Regions from separate parts of the Homo sapiens genome. Here regions 2 and 3 are each linked to region 1. Evidence: read pairs that join two places in POLR2A ChIA-PET (ENCODE). Cell type or tissue: Panc1. All regions are shown on one strand. Region 1 has its middle 15 kb from the start of RAB10. Region 2 overlaps RAB10 (RAB10, member RAS oncogene family). Region 3 overlaps DRC1 (dynein regulatory complex subunit 1).

Region 1 (5,000 bases):
GGGATGGATACCCCATTTTCCATGATGTGCTTCTTTCACATTTCATGTCTGTATCAAAACACCTCATGTACCCAATAAATATATACACCTACTATGTACCCACAAACATTGAAAATAAAAATAAAAGAAAAAATACTCCCAAGAGGAAGCCAGACTTTTGCCCATGTAGCTTATGCATTCAGGGTTCCACTACCTTTTGCCCTCCCTCAGGGCACTGGTGTCCACAGGGCAAACCTGCCCTGTGTCCTTGAAGGCCAAATAGGGATGCTATTTCTTTCTTTCTTTTTTTTTTTTTTCTTTTTTTGAGATGGAGTCTTACCCAGTCGCCCAGGCTGGAGGGCAGTGGCACAATCTCAGCTCACTGCAACCTCCACCTCCCGGGTTCGAGTCATTCTTCTGCCTCAGCCTCCTGAGTAGCTGGGATTACAGGTGTACAGCTACACAAAGAAGCAGGCACAGTGAGGGCGACTGAGAGCAGTAGCACTTGGTTTCTGGGCCACCTCTGGACCCCAGAGCTGGATGGGATCCCAAGTCCAGTGCTGGCCACCATGGTGCTATAGGCTACAGAATCTCTTTGGGGTCCGGCAGGGGCAGTGATGGACTCACTGCTTGGCCTAACAGACTGAATCTGTGGCCTGTTGCTTTCCCCAGATCCCTGAGCCTGTTTCTCTAGCCTTCCCAGTAATTCTGAGAGCTTCCCAATAGCCTTTCAGTAAATGTATGTTCTGCTTCTAAATGCCAAATATCAGTTTCTGTTGCAACCAAAACCCGTGACTGATACACTTGTTTCTGGTAAAATTCCCAGGATGACTCCAGCTCTACCTGACATTTGTGCACGTCCACTTCCTCTTTCCCACCTTCTGCTGACCTTGCCACTTGAATGTGCTGCACCTCTGCTGAAACTTGGCTCCTGCCTGCCCTCCAAGGCTGCTGCAGCCTCGGTTCCTCTTTCCTGGGTCTCCACTGCCTCTTTCTAGCCCCCTCTACCCCAGGTTCAGGTGACCTGTGCTCCCAGCCCATCCTGAGGCCTAGACAGGTTGGGCAGTCATCCTAACCCTGTCATGATGTCAGCAGTGGGCCTCGTGCTGGCAGGGCAGAGTCCTCAGATGCTGGAAGGGAGGGTCACCAGGAGGAAAGAGGGACACAGGCAAAGAGATAGGAAAGTTGCAGAGGCTCCCTTTTTTGTTTGTTTGCTTGTTTGTTTGTTTGCTTGTTTTGAGACTCAGTCTTGCTCTGTCCAGGCTGGAGTGCAGTGGCACCATCTTGGCCCACTGCAACCTCTGCCTCCTGGGTTCAAGCTGATTCTCCTGCCTCAGCCTCCCGTGTAGCTGGGATTACAGGTGTGTGCCATCACACCCAGCTAATTTCTTTTTAGGCGGGTCTCACTCTGTCACCCAGGCTGGAATACAATAGCTCAATCATAACTAACTGTGGCCTCAAACTCCTGTGCTCAAGTGATCATCCTGCCTCAGCCTCCCAAGTAGCTGAGATTACAGGTGTGAGTCACTACACCCAGCTAATTTTTTTTTTTTTTAAGTGGAGATGGGGTCTCACTATGTTTCCCAGGCTGGTCTTGAACTCCTGGCCTCAAGCAGTCCTCCTGCCTCAGCCTCCCAAAGTTCTGGAATTAGAGGCGTGAGCCACCATGCCTGGGGTATTTTTATATTTTATCTAACAACATGAGTTTTCATTTATGGAGTTCCTGCATTGTTCTGGCCCTTTAGAGGCATGACTTCACAATAATACATTGATGTAGGAACTATGATCATCCCCATTTTCAGATGAAGAAACAAGTGTTTAAATAGGTTAAAAGAGGCCGGGCATGGTGTCTCACACCTGTAATCCCAGCACTTTGGAAGACCAAATCTGGCACATTGCTTGAGGCCCAGGGTTCAAGACCAGACTGGGCAACATGGTGAAACCCCGTCTCTACAAAAAATACAAAAATTAGCAGGGCAAGGTGGTATGCACCTGTAGTCCCAGCTGGTAGGGAGGCTGAGGTGGGAGGATTGCTTGAGCCTGGGAGGCGGAGGTTGCAGTGAACCGAGATTGCACCACCACACTCCAGCCTGGGCAGCAGAGCAAGACTCTATCTCAAAAAAAAAAAAAAGAAAAGAAAAGAAAAAGATGTGAAAAGACATGGAAGGTGGGGTGCAGTGGCTCATGCCTGTAATCCCAGCACTTTGGGAAGCTGAGGCGAGTGGATCACCTGACATCAGGAGTTCGAGACCAGCCTGGCCAATATGGTGAAACGCCATCTCTACTAAAAATACAAAAATTAGCCAGGCATGGTGGCGGGCACCTGTAATCTCAGCTACTCAGGAGGCTGAGGCAGGAGAATCATTGAACCCAAGAGGAGGAGGCTGCAGTGAGCTGAGATTGCACCACTGCACTCCAGCCTGGGCAACAGAGCAAGACTCCGTCTCAAAAAAAAAAGAAAAAAAGAGATGGAATGTGATGATGCCTGGTATTTCCTTCAAAATAAGTGGGAGCAAAGGGGATAAGTAGAGTATAGATGAAATAAAGTTACAGTGGGTTAATGATTATTCAAGCTGGATAATGAGTATATGGAGGTTCATCATACTAATGTGTGTCATTCATATATATTTGAAGCTTTCCATAATTAAAAGTTGTTTTTAGTCTGATCTAAGTCATACAACTATAAATGATGAAATTAGGTTTTGATCCCAGGCCCTCCTAACTTCAGAGCCTGCTCTCTTAACCTCTATGCTGGATACCTGGCAAGGTGCCTAAAAAGAGCTAAGCAGAAAAGATAAGTGATTTTCAGAGAATTCAGAAGGGATTTGGAAGCCTCTCAATTAATTTCTGCTCCGTTTTCTAGGTACTTCATGGGAAGGATCAACATAAGTAGAGCCAGATATTAATACCCCTCACCCAGAGCTTCTTATACAGAAGATGCCCTCCTTTTTTCTGCCTGCTTCTGAGTAGGTGCAGAAGCACCCATGAGAGAGTGGTTGGCAGCCAAAGTTTTCTAAAAACACCCAGGCAACAGCTGTCCTTGGCTGTCACCTGACTCACCAGGCCCTGAGTCAGCACCACTCCCCGACACAGCCTCCCCTGCTGAGCCAGATCTGACCTGCCCTTTCCTGGCTGAGCTGAACTAGTTGGGCCAGCCCAGCCCTGCACTATCCCAGCATTCTCCTCAGTGGGCAGCTTCTTGCTCCCTTACATGCATCTGGAGTTCCCACCCATGTGCTACCCTTGTCATCCAGGGCAGCAACCATATGCCTGAAACTCTAGCTCTGAAGAGAGCTAAAAGGCCCGCTCCATGTCCTCAGAGGCATGAACAGGGATCTGGAATCTGTGTCTGGATACAGATGACATAGGATGGCCTGGGCGCCAGCATCTTCCACCATCTGCAGAGGAAAGTCTTCCCTCTCTGGGTATCTCTGGGATTTGCTTTAGGCAAATAACCAGAATGAAATGTAAAGACACCCCCCTATTCCTGCAGAGCAGGATTCTAACACTAGGTTCAGTCCCAGAAGAGAACAAGTCTGGGGCAATATGAAGACCAAGATTTTGCTTCTGTGTTTGGTCTGTGTTTCTGTGAAAAACTCTCATGGATCATCTCATCTCAGCCTTTTCTTGGCCTAAACATGAAGCTACAGTAAGTGCTGACATATTCTCCAGGCATTCGTAGAGACTGAGCCTGGCACCATAATTGGAGGACACAGACACTGACCTCATTCCTAAGTCATTAAGGTGACACCTGCTTCCAACCTCAGACCTCCAGGCCACCCTGCTCTGAATCCTGGCCCTGCCACTGAGGCATACATGATCTTGAGCTAGTAACTAACCTTTGTGAGTCTCAGTTTTTCTCATCCGTACAGTAGGAATACAATACCTACCTTGCAGGTTGTCGTGAGGGTCAGACAAAGTAGTGCATGTGAAGCACTTTGTGGGTGAACAATAAAAATCTGTGTCCTTGCCTGGTGCAGTGGTGCATGCCTATAATCCCAGTACTTTGGGATGCTGAGGCCGGAGGATGGCTTGAGCCCAGGAGTTTGAGACCAGCTTGGGTAACATGGCGAAACCCTCTCTCTATAAATCCGGAAAAAATGGCAGGTGCAGTGGTGCATGCATGTAGTCTCAGCTACTCAGGAGGCTGAGGTGGGAGGATTGCTTGAGCCCAGGAGTCAGAGGTTGCAGTGAGCTGAGATCATACCACTGCATTCCAGCCCAGGCGACAGAGTAAGACCTTGTTTTAAAAAAAGGCTGGGTGCAGTGGCTCCTGCCTGTAATCCCAGCACTTTGGGAGGCCAAGGCAGGCAGATCACAAGGTCAAGAGATCGAGACCATCCTGGCCAGCATGGTGAAATGCCATCTCTATTAAAATTTAAAAAATTAGCTGGGCATGGTGGCATGTGCCTGTAGTCCCAGCAACTCAGGAGGCTGAGGCAGGAGAATTGCTTGAACCCGGGAGTCGGAGGTTGCAGTGAGCTGAGATTGCGCCACTGCAACCCTGCCTGGCGACAGAGCAAGACTCTATCTAAAAAAAAAAAAAAAAAAAAAATCAGTGTCTTTCACTTTGCCTTGTTCCTTGGGACCAGCTCTTATTCAAACTGTACTGATATCAAAGCTTTTAGGCCTGAGACCAAGCTCTGCCCAGCTCTCCACTCTTGATTCTGGGCATTCACACCAGAGTCCCAATACCTTCCCACTGATTCCCACGTCAAAAGACAAAATTCCAACAAATTTAGTTTAAACATTTTAACTGGCTTTCATTTGAAATTCCAGAATTGGGCAATATCTCATTCTACAAGGCAGAGTGAATGTTCCCATGAGCCGAGCAGAGGAGGTTGGTTTTAGAGACAGAAAGCAGAAACAAAACGAAAAGTGGATTCGTCGTTTCAAAGTTACTTTTCTCATAAAGGTTAAAGCAGAGGGGACTTCCTTATCACGCTGGCTAAAACTGGCCTTTTTGGAAATTTGGCTATTATCTCTCATTCTCCTGATTTCTTAGAAGGTCAGATAAACTT
Region 2 (5,000 bases), 72 kb before region 1:
AAATCGAACTTCAGAAGAAAATATGTGCTGCAATCTTAAATATATATTATGAGATAATTAAAACCTGTTATGTGTTTCTAAAGAATATTGGTTTGATCCATATTGCTGACATTGTCTTTCCATGGCAGATGGATGATAGTATACACCAATAATTAAAACTTCAAATAAAGACTTCATACATTTTTCCAGGGAAAAAATTATTTTTGGTCCAAATATTCTGGGGATCCACGGAAGAAAAAAGAAAACAAAGTCCTTGCCCATAAACTTCTGCAAAGAGGTCCTGGGGTAGGGAAATGCTCACCATATAAAAGGAAGAAACAATATCATTCAGTGAGTTTCCTGCCCATACCTTAGCTCTACTCTGCATCTCATTTTTCATAACTAACCTCTCACCAAGAAATGGTTTAACACCAACCTTCAACAAAACCTGTTATCCCTAGAATCTACAATAATGCCCCTATCCCTTCAAACTCTTGGGTTTACCTTATTGCTCCCCTCTTAATTTGAGCCAGTCTGCTTTTTAATCAGTCAAAATCTTTCAGCTTGCCCCATTATGTTTCTCATACACAATCAAAAGAAAAAAGGGTCATTTACCCACCATTTAACCTAACCCTACTTCTACAGTCCATATTGTTTTTCTTTAAGAATTTCTCAGAAAATCATCCTAAAATGACCCGGCTGTCTAGACTAACCCTGAACATGACCAACAACTTCAGCTAGGTATACAATTTATTAATTAATCTTAATGACAAGTGTGACAACTGATACTATTTCAGGAAACTTGCCTGAAGAAAGATGAAATAAGGATACAATCTGAAAGCGCTAAACCCCCTGGCATGGAAACTAGGCATCACTGGAAAATGTCTAAGAATTTGGGCTGTTTTCAGGTACCTACTTAATCTAACTGGTCAAGACAGAAGCCTCATTTTGGACTCCTTGAGTTTCCCTCACATTTCTTCTAGTCAATAATCACAACTACTAGGTTCTATTACTAAACCTTTTAAATTTGGAGGTTAAGGATCCTTCCTCACTAAGTTTCCTCTCTATTTCACTTTTTGTTTTTACCAAACTTCTTCGAAGTTACCTATATGTGCTGTCTCTAGTTTTCTCTCCTCTCACCTCTTGAATCCTTTCCAAACAGGCTTTGTTGTTGTTGTTATTATTAACCACCCCAACACACACACACACACACACACACACACACACACACACACACACACACACACACACACACAGCTCTCACTATGATCAATGATCTCCATGTTCCCAAATCCAATGATCATTCCTAAGTCCTCATCTGATCTTTTTTCTTTTTTTTTTTTTCTGAGACACAGTCTCACTCTTTCATCCAGGCTGGAGTGGAGTGGCACTATCTCAGCTCACTGCAACCTCTGCCTTCCAAGTTCAAGCAATTCTCCTGCCTCAGCCTCCTGAGAAGCTGGGACTACAGGCACGCACCACCACACATGGCTAACTTCTGTATTTTTAGTAAAGTCAGGGTTTCACCATGTTGGCCAGGCTGGTCTCGAACTCCTGACCTCAGGCGATCCACTCACCTTGGCCTCCCAAAGTTCTGGGATTACAGGCATGAGCCACCATGCCTGGTCCTCATCTGATCTTACTAGCTGTAGATGAAGGAATTCTTCACTCTTTTTTGCATGAAAACTCCTGACTCTCCTACCTTTCTAGCCACTCATCAATCTTCATTGCTGGTTTCTCCTCATCTCTCTGACCCCTAAAAACTGAAGTGGACTTCTCTTTTCTATCTTGACGCATTCCCTAGTTTCATGGCTTTAAATTCCACATACACACTGATGATCTCTCACCTCAACTCTCCCCTGAACTCCAAATCCAAGATACCCAACTGCTTATTAGTTATCTCCATATCCCATCTCTTACAAAGACTAAAAGGAAAACTCTTTAAATCCATAAATAAGGCCCTACATATTCTCCCACCTACCCCTCTCTACCCTGCCCTCAACATTTTCTACATCATCTCACTCTGATCTAGCTAATTGTATTGACTTCCTTTTTGTTGCTCTATGCACAAGACAGCCAGGTTCGCCTCTCACTACCTTTCCATAAAGGTACTATTCCCCTAACCTCTGACTACCTTTCTCATCCATCATGGCTCTTTCCCCTAGCTACCCTAAGTTGCAATATTTCTCTATGTTTCCCACCCATTGTCTATTAACACTTCTAACCTTCTTCCTGACTTTTAAACTTTAACGTGTCCTTATTTCTGTTATTATTCATCTCTCATTGCCAAAATGTGAGACTGAAAAGGGTAGAGATTTTTATCTGTTTAATTGAGTTAAATTCCCCATACCTAGAACAATACCTGACATTTAGCAGGCAATCCAAGAAATATCTGTCAAATAAACAGATAAATGATGTTTTCTGGAGAAATTAAAGAGTCCCTGAGAAACATGTTTTGCCCTTAATTTGAAACATCACTTGACAAGCCCCACCCTTTTCTACTCTGCTTTCCATCAGCTTTTTAGCGCCTCAGGCCAAAGGTTCCAATGAGATATCAGAATTTTTTTTTTTTTTTTTGGGGGGGGAGACAGGGTCTCGCTCTTTTGCCCAAGCTTGAATGCGGTGGCATGATCTCAGCTCACTGCAACCTCCACCTCTCAGGTTCAAGCCTTTCTTCTGCTGCAGTGCCCAGAGCGGCTGGGACTATAGGCCTGTGCCACCACACCCAGTTAACTTTTGTAATTTTAGTAGAGAGGGGGTTTCACTATGTTGGGGAGGCTGGTCTTGAACTCCTGGCCTTATGTGATCCGCCCTCCTTGGTCTCCCAAAGTGCTGGGATTACAAACATGAGCCACTGCATCCGGCCAGATATCAAAACAATTAAGGGAAAAAAAAAAGTTAACAGAGGCAGTGTGAGACATAATAAATTAGAAAAGCAAACCAAGAGGTCTGACATCTAACAGAAGTTTGAAAAAGAACAGAGAAAGTGACATATAGAAAATAATAAAAAAAAAAGGCAAGAAAACAGAACTAAAAGAATCTACTTCTAAACTGAAAAACCCACCAAGAACCTAGCATAATGAACAATAAGCATAAAACTTACACCAAAGTACATCACAATGAAATTTCAAAATACCAGAAATAGTTTATAAAAGTATGCGCAGAAACAAACTAAGCCACCTTAAAAGATCAACTCTCAACTTCTCAATAACACTAAAATCCAGAAGACAAAATGACAGTATCTTTTAAAAATACTTTCAACCTATATCCAGCCAAAACCAAATGAAAGGCATTCCCAGACATGGAAGATCTCAAAATATTTAGCTCCCATGCATCCTTTCTAAGATAGCACTAAGAAATTGCTTTACCAAACCAACAAAGAGGAAGAAATGAAATCCATTCAACAGTGTGAAGTAAAGGGTAGACAAAATTGCCTAGAGAGCAACCAGTTCAGAACAGAAAAGTTCCAGGGGGGATTTTTCCTGGGAGTGGGAAGGAGGAAACAGTATTAGAATTTATATGAAAAACAAAAGGATCTGACAATTCTACATGAGATAAAGAAGAGACAGTGCCTTGAAATCTAGGCAAATGTAACAACGAACTGTAAACTACAATAAAAACAAAAAAACAAAAAGTTGTCCGAAAAAGAAAATGCAATTATAGTACACTACTTGGCTTAGCAGTTAACCAAAATATTTATTACTAATTGAAATGATTAAGAAAGAGGTGCCAGGAATATCTGGTGGTGTAAGAGTATTAAATTCTCATCTTCCATAACAAGAAGAGTGTTTCTAAGACTAGGTTTTTTTAAAGTTTAGAAACATATGACTAGAGAATATGGAGTTGAATAACAGAAGAAAAAGCCTAAAAATGTTTGGGAAAGGTAAGGCACAGGTGCATACAGGGCAAGAATTTGTTGTTGCAGTTGCTGCTTCACTGTCACAGCCCTGAAGTAATAAGACTTCTAAAAATCTGTACCTATTAATAGAAATAAAAATGAGGCTAACAGAGAAGGAGGTATGTTTACAAATGCATTCTCTCCACTGCTTAACCACTTCAATTCAATCCATCACTCTCTCTTTTTTTTTTTTTTTTGAGACAGAGTCTCACTCTATCGCCCAGGCTGGAGTGCAGCAGCGCAATCTCTGCTCACTCCAACCTCCACCTCCTGGGTTCAAGCAATTCTCCTGCCTCAGCCTCCTGAGTAGCTGGGATTACAGGCACCCACCATCATGCCCGGCTAATTTTTGTTTCTAGTAAAGACAGGGTTTCACCATTTTGGCCAGGCTGGTCTTGAACTCCTGACCTCAAGTGATCCACCCACCTTGGCCTCCCAAAATGCTAGGATTACAGGCATGAGCCATCGTGCCCGGCCTCAATCATCACTCTCTATGAATAAATATATTTCTGAGCATGGCCCCAAGCCACCTCTCCAGTCTTATTCCCTCCAGTTTTTCTCCTGTAGTCACATTCAAACACAACTTTCATAGCGCTAAACTTTTTTCAAGTAAATATCATGGTTTCATTAGTGTGTACTTTCCACCCTCCCCCACCCTATATACCCACATGCAAACACCTAAGAAAAACTGAAGATAAGCCGGGCATGGTGGCTCATGCCTGTAATCCCAGCACTTTGGGAGGCCCAGGTGGGCGGATCACGAGGTCAGGAGTTCGAGACCAGTCTTGCCAACACGGTGAAACCCTGTGTCTACTAAAAATACAAAAATTGGCTGGGTATGGTGGCGGGCGCCTGTAATCCCAGCCACTCAGGAGGCTGAGACAGGATAATCACTTGAGAATCACTTGAACCGGGGAGGGGGAGGTTGCAGTGAGACGAGATCGCACCACTGCACTCCAGCCTGGGCGACAGAGCAAGATTCGCAAGACTCCAACTTGGTGGGGGGACAAGTTAAACTAAAGATGAACAGGGTGGAAAAGCTTATAAAATTGAGAGATGAGAGGAAAGTCAATAGCTCAGCTAATAAGAGATGCTAGAAAAGCCTACCACCCTCTGAAATTCT
Region 3 (5,000 bases), 390 kb before region 1:
AGCATTTTAAAAAATCTAATATCCTTTTGTCCTACACAGAAATGCTCAGAGATCACTGACTTTTTTTTTTTTTTTTTTTTTGAAAGAGAAAGAGTCTCCCTCTGTCACCCAGGCTAGAGTGCAGTGGCCTGATCTCAGATCACTGCAACCTCCACCTCGTGGGTTCAAGGAATCCTCCTGCCTCAGCCTCCTAAGTAGGGGGGACCCCAGGCGTGTGCCACCAGGCCCAGCCAACTTCTGTATTTTTAGTAGAGACGAGGTTTCACCATGTTGGCCAGGCTGGTCTTGAACTCCTGACCTCAGGTGATCCGCTCGCCTCGGCCTCCCAAAGTCCTGGGATCATAGACGTGAGCCACCGCGCCCGGCTGAGCTCACTGACTTTTAAATGAAGAGAACGAAGTACAAAAAAGTGACATGAATCATCTACTCTGCAGTAGGTAAGAGATCAGGAACAAAAACCCACATCAGTCCAGTATCCTTTCCACAGTAAAATATCTTATCCCTAACACAGTGTGAGATATTCAGTGATCTCTCTATACCTCTATGCTCTATAATCATATTCAGCAACGTGAATATTTTTTCTCACCAGAAATGATCTCTCCTCTGCTCTTAAAATTCCCACCTATATTTCTAAGACAACTCAAATCCCACTTTCTCCATCGAACTTTCCCTGACCAGGCCAGCTTGGTGAGTTCCTCTCCATATCTGAGTTCACACGGTATCACCATTTTTGCCTTTCACTTAACATTGATTAAATGCAGCATTTTGCCAGTTCTGGTCTGCTGTTTTGAGCTGCTGTTTATCCCTCAGCATCCCAGGGGCTGTTTCATCGCCATGGAGGGTAATCAATGATTTTCTTTTTTGTGTCTACTGAGTACAAGCTACGCACTACCCCACGGCTACAAAAAGAGGCTCTCATTCTCACAGTACATACAGTTTCACTGGGGCACTGCAGGCACACACATCTGAAAAGTCATATGCAGCAGAAAGCTATCTAAAATGAAAAGAATAGCACAGACAGGAAGTATTCAATGTGTGGAGAAAGGGAGCTCAGGCTGGGCTGAGGAAGAATCCGAGGAGGATTTGGGTCTTGAGATGGTTGTTGAAAATGGGAAAGTGGCCAGATGAGAGGAGAGAAGAAGAGGAGAATAGAGGGGGCCTGGCATTCCAGATGATCAAAGGCACAGAGCAGAAATGAACAAAACCCCACTGGAGGGGAGTGAGTGGATCCGCCTCACCAAAGTGGAAGGCCCAAATTAGGTAACAAACAGGAGATATGTTTGGAAAGTGAAGATGGGAACAGACTACCAAAGGCCTTGAGCGCCCAAGCTAAAACATCTGGACTTTATCCTATGAAGAGTGAATACCATTAAAAGTGCATGAGCAGAGAAGAGACAGCGTAAATATAAGAAACTGTCATCTGAAAGCTCACTCCTAGAGAGCTCTCAAATGGGAAAGATTCTATTCAGTTCTGCCTAGAGACAGCAACATGGACCACATGATTTCTTCCAGTCTAAATGTGAAAACCATGATGTCACACCCAGCTCACTGGTCTTCCAGAGCCCATCTGCCAACCAGTTCATACCAATCGGCTTTCTTCTTTCTGTTTGTAGCTCTTGCTTTGATCCTCCTCACTCTCCTTCTTCCCATCTAAATATTCTCCAAGTGCTTCCCTGTGATGGAAAAAAGCAGAGAAAATGAAGTTATTTCTAATACGTAAATTCTATATTTAAAGGTTTTGGCCTGGCACAGTAGCTCATGCCTGTAATCCCAACAGTTTGGGAGACCAAGACAGGAGGATTGCTTAAGGCCAGGAGTTCAAGATCAGCATGGCCAAAATAGCAAGACCCCCATCTCTATTTATGTAAAACAATAATAATAATAATAATAATAATAATAATGGTTCCATTGTACTTCATATATAAATATATATTCCATATGGATTAAAATTTAAATATTGGCCAGGTGCAGTGGCTCACACCTGTTAATCCCAGCGCTTTGGGAGGCCAAGGCAGAAGGACTGCTTTAAATCAGGAGTTTGAGACCAGCCTGGGCAACATAGAGAGACACTATCTCTATCATTTAAAAAACTTAAATATTAAAAAAACTGCAATCATAAAAACACTAGAAGTAAATACAGGAGAATATCTATATAATCTTAGCATAGAAAACCCATCTTTGAATAAGACCAAAGTCAGAAAATAAAAAGATTAAAAGATTTTACTTTCTAAAATTTAGAAATTTTATCCTTGAAAGTCAAGGGATAAACTGATAAAAGATATTTGACAAAATTTTACTATCCATAAAATAGGAAGGGCTCCTTCAAATCAATAAACAAAAGACAAAATACCAAAGAGAAAAACTGGCAGAGGATATGAACAGGCAGTTTCCCAAAGAAATACAAATGGCAAATAGGCATTTGAAAATATGGTCAGCTTCACATATAATCAGAGAAACCAAAACCCTGTGAGGTGTCATTACTCTATTATGAGACTAAAAAAGATTTTAAGGGTTGACAGTATCAGGTGGGAGCCCAGCTTTCCACATTCCATGGGTGGGAATGTAAAGTATAACAACGTGTCTAAAAGGCAATTCGGCAAGATTTGTCAAAAGCTTAAATGTGCCTTCCCTCTGACCCAACAATCCTTTCTTTAGGAATTTTTTACAGAAAGCCTTTACAAGTACATAAATAAATATGCACGAGAAAGATGATTGTAGCACTGACAATACTCGTAAGACCATGGAAACATTCTACATACATATTAGTAGCTGACTAATTAAGAGAAAACAATATTTCAGAAATACTTTGTAGCCTACAAAAAGAATGATGTAATACCTAACAGCAGGGAAAGATGTCCACAGCAGTTAAGTAAAGGGAGCCAGTTTTAGAAAAATATGTAGACTATAATACACATTTTCTTTTTAAAACAGGCTTGGCTGGGCGCGATGGCTCACGCTTGTAATCCCAGCACTTTGGGAGGCCGAGGCGGGTGGATCGCGAGGTCAGGAGATCGAGACTACCCTGGCTAACACGGTGAAACCCCGTCTCTACTAAAAATACAAAAAATTAGCCGGGCGTGGTGGTGGGCGCCTGTAGTCCCAGCTACTTGGGAGGCTGAGGCAGGAGAATGGCGTGAACCCGGGAGGCGGAGCTTGCAGTGAGCCGAGCCGAGATAGCGCCACTGCACTCCAGCCTGGGCGGGAGAGCGAGACTCTGTCTGAAAAACAAAAACAAAAACAAAAAACAGGCTTATATGTGCACAGGACATTTTCTGGAAGTATATATGACAAACGAATAACAGCAATTACTTAAAGAACAGGAATTAAATTACTGAGAAGTTCTATTTTCTACATTTTTGTATTGCATGAATTTTCTAAATAGTGCATGTGTGTGTGCTTGTCTGTGTGTGTGAATCAGAAAATGAGACTAAAGGGGCGGTGGCGAGATAAAGTTCCAGATTATAGACTTCTTCAGGGGAGGCATGGGGGAGTGACCTCACCAACCCCCACGCCACTTACATCATCAAGACCCTGCTCTCTCCTCTGGCACACAGTGTCCATAAGGGCTACCAGTACTGCCTTAGGAAAAATGAAACCTCAACATGACACAGCAGGTTTGTTTTTTTGTTTGGTTTCATTTCGTTTTTTGAGACGGAGTTTCGCTCTTGTTGCCCAGGCTGGAGTGCAATGGCGCGATCTCGGCTCACTGCAACCTCTGCCTCCTGGGTTCCAGCAATTCTCCCGCCTCAGCCTAGCAGATCTCTTTATCTCATTCTTTCTTGACTTTTTCTAACTCTGACTTCCATCTCTACTCCCTTTGTTCAAAGTCCAGGACAATCCTACCTAGTGTAACACTATTTTGGAGATACAGAATTGAGTTACCATCCTCCACTCCCAATCTAACCAAAACCCCTTGTTTTTTTCTTGTCATTTCATTGGCTTCCCTATTCTTATTGAACATGCTCTTTGTTTTCTTACCAAGTAAACTAATTGTTCCATTTTACTCAGGTCTTCAGCTATTGCCAGGCTTATCATGTTCCCATCACCACTCAAAAAATTCCCTTGACTTTCTACTTTGACCACCAATTAATGACCAACTCTATTTAAATAATCCCTTCCAAGTGCTTTCTGGATCAAAGATCAGTGCTTCAGAAACAAACAAACAACAACAACAACAAAAAAACCATGCAGTCCAGATATGCTATAATTTTTTTTTTTTTTAAGACAGAGTCTTGCTCTGTCCCCAGGCTGCAGTGCAGTGGAGCCATCTCGGCTCACTGCAACCTCCGCCACCCAGGTTCAAGTAATTCTGCTGACTCAGTCTCCCGAGTAGCTGGGACGACAAACACGCACCACCACACCCAGCTAACTTTTGTATTTCTAGTAAAGATGGGGTTTCACCATGTTGGCCAGTCTGCAGATATGCTATAAATTCTTATTAACTACTATTAACTTAAATCTCATCATTGTCTTTTATGCATCATTTTTTACTGCTTAGCACTGTACTGTCCAATATGGTAGCCAATAACCACATGTGGCTATAAAGCACTTGAAATGTGCCTGGTGCAAATTGAAATGCGCTATGAGTGTAAAATACACTCTAGATGGATTTTGAAGACTTTGAACAAAAAATATTTGCAATATATCTCATCAGTATGATTTACACTGATTGCATATTAAAATAATACTTTTATATATTGGGTTAAATAAATTATTAATTTCACCTGTTCTGTTTTTACCACTTTCAATGTGGCTACTAGAAAACTTGAAATGACATATGTGGCTGATACTGTATTTCTGTTGTTCAGCAGTGTAGAACTAGTATGTTCTCCAAAGCAACTGTTTCAGACTTCTGTCTATTCAGATTTGAGCTCCCTCCCTCCTGGGGGCTGAGTCCTCTTTTGGGAAGCTGTTTCCTCACCACCGCCCCATGTTTGTGGTCTAAATGGGAGCTGCCATCTTGAATACTCTACTTCCTGACCAATTCTCAGGATTTAAAA

What was found. ChIA-PET counts read pairs that join two places held together with the same protein. Peaks named below come from ENCODE experiments on the same cell type or tissue, not always from the same donor. Only the 100,000 strongest peaks of a DNase experiment are listed, where the experiment ranks them.
Region 2: POLR2A ChIA-PET joins it to region 1 with 5 read pairs; 6 of 35 experiments call an interaction of 5 or more read pairs at or near these places.
Region 3: POLR2A ChIA-PET joins it to region 1 with 5 read pairs; 1 of 35 experiments calls an interaction of 5 or more read pairs at or near these places.

What each region holds. Positions count from the first base shown.
Region 1 is chr2:26,016,362-26,021,361 of GRCh38, reverse strand. No RefSeq gene overlaps it. Among named protein-coding and RNA genes, the nearest start is that of RAB10, 15 kb to the left of the region's middle. In Panc1, no CTCF peak of the experiment used is centred here; a DNase peak (open chromatin) is centred at 3,041; H3K27ac peaks cover 1,304 bases.
Region 2 is chr2:26,088,497-26,093,496 of GRCh38, reverse strand. All of the region lies in intron 1 of RAB10 (RAB10, member RAS oncogene family), which reads right to left. All of the region lies in intron 1 of LOC105374333 (a long non-coding RNA gene), which reads right to left. Among named protein-coding and RNA genes, the nearest start is that of RAB10, 57 kb to the right of the region's middle. In Panc1, no CTCF peak of the experiment used is centred here; no DNase peak of the experiment used is centred here.
Region 3 is chr2:26,411,017-26,416,016 of GRCh38, reverse strand. DRC1 (dynein regulatory complex subunit 1) reads right to left here. Exons shown (of 17, transcript NM_145038.5): 2 at 1,586-1,673. Among named protein-coding and RNA genes, the nearest start is that of DRC1, 12 kb to the right of the region's middle. RefSeq lists an enhancer at 3,571-3,710. In Panc1, no CTCF peak of the experiment used is centred here; no DNase peak of the experiment used is centred here; H3K4me3 peaks cover 708 bases; H3K27ac peaks cover 832 bases.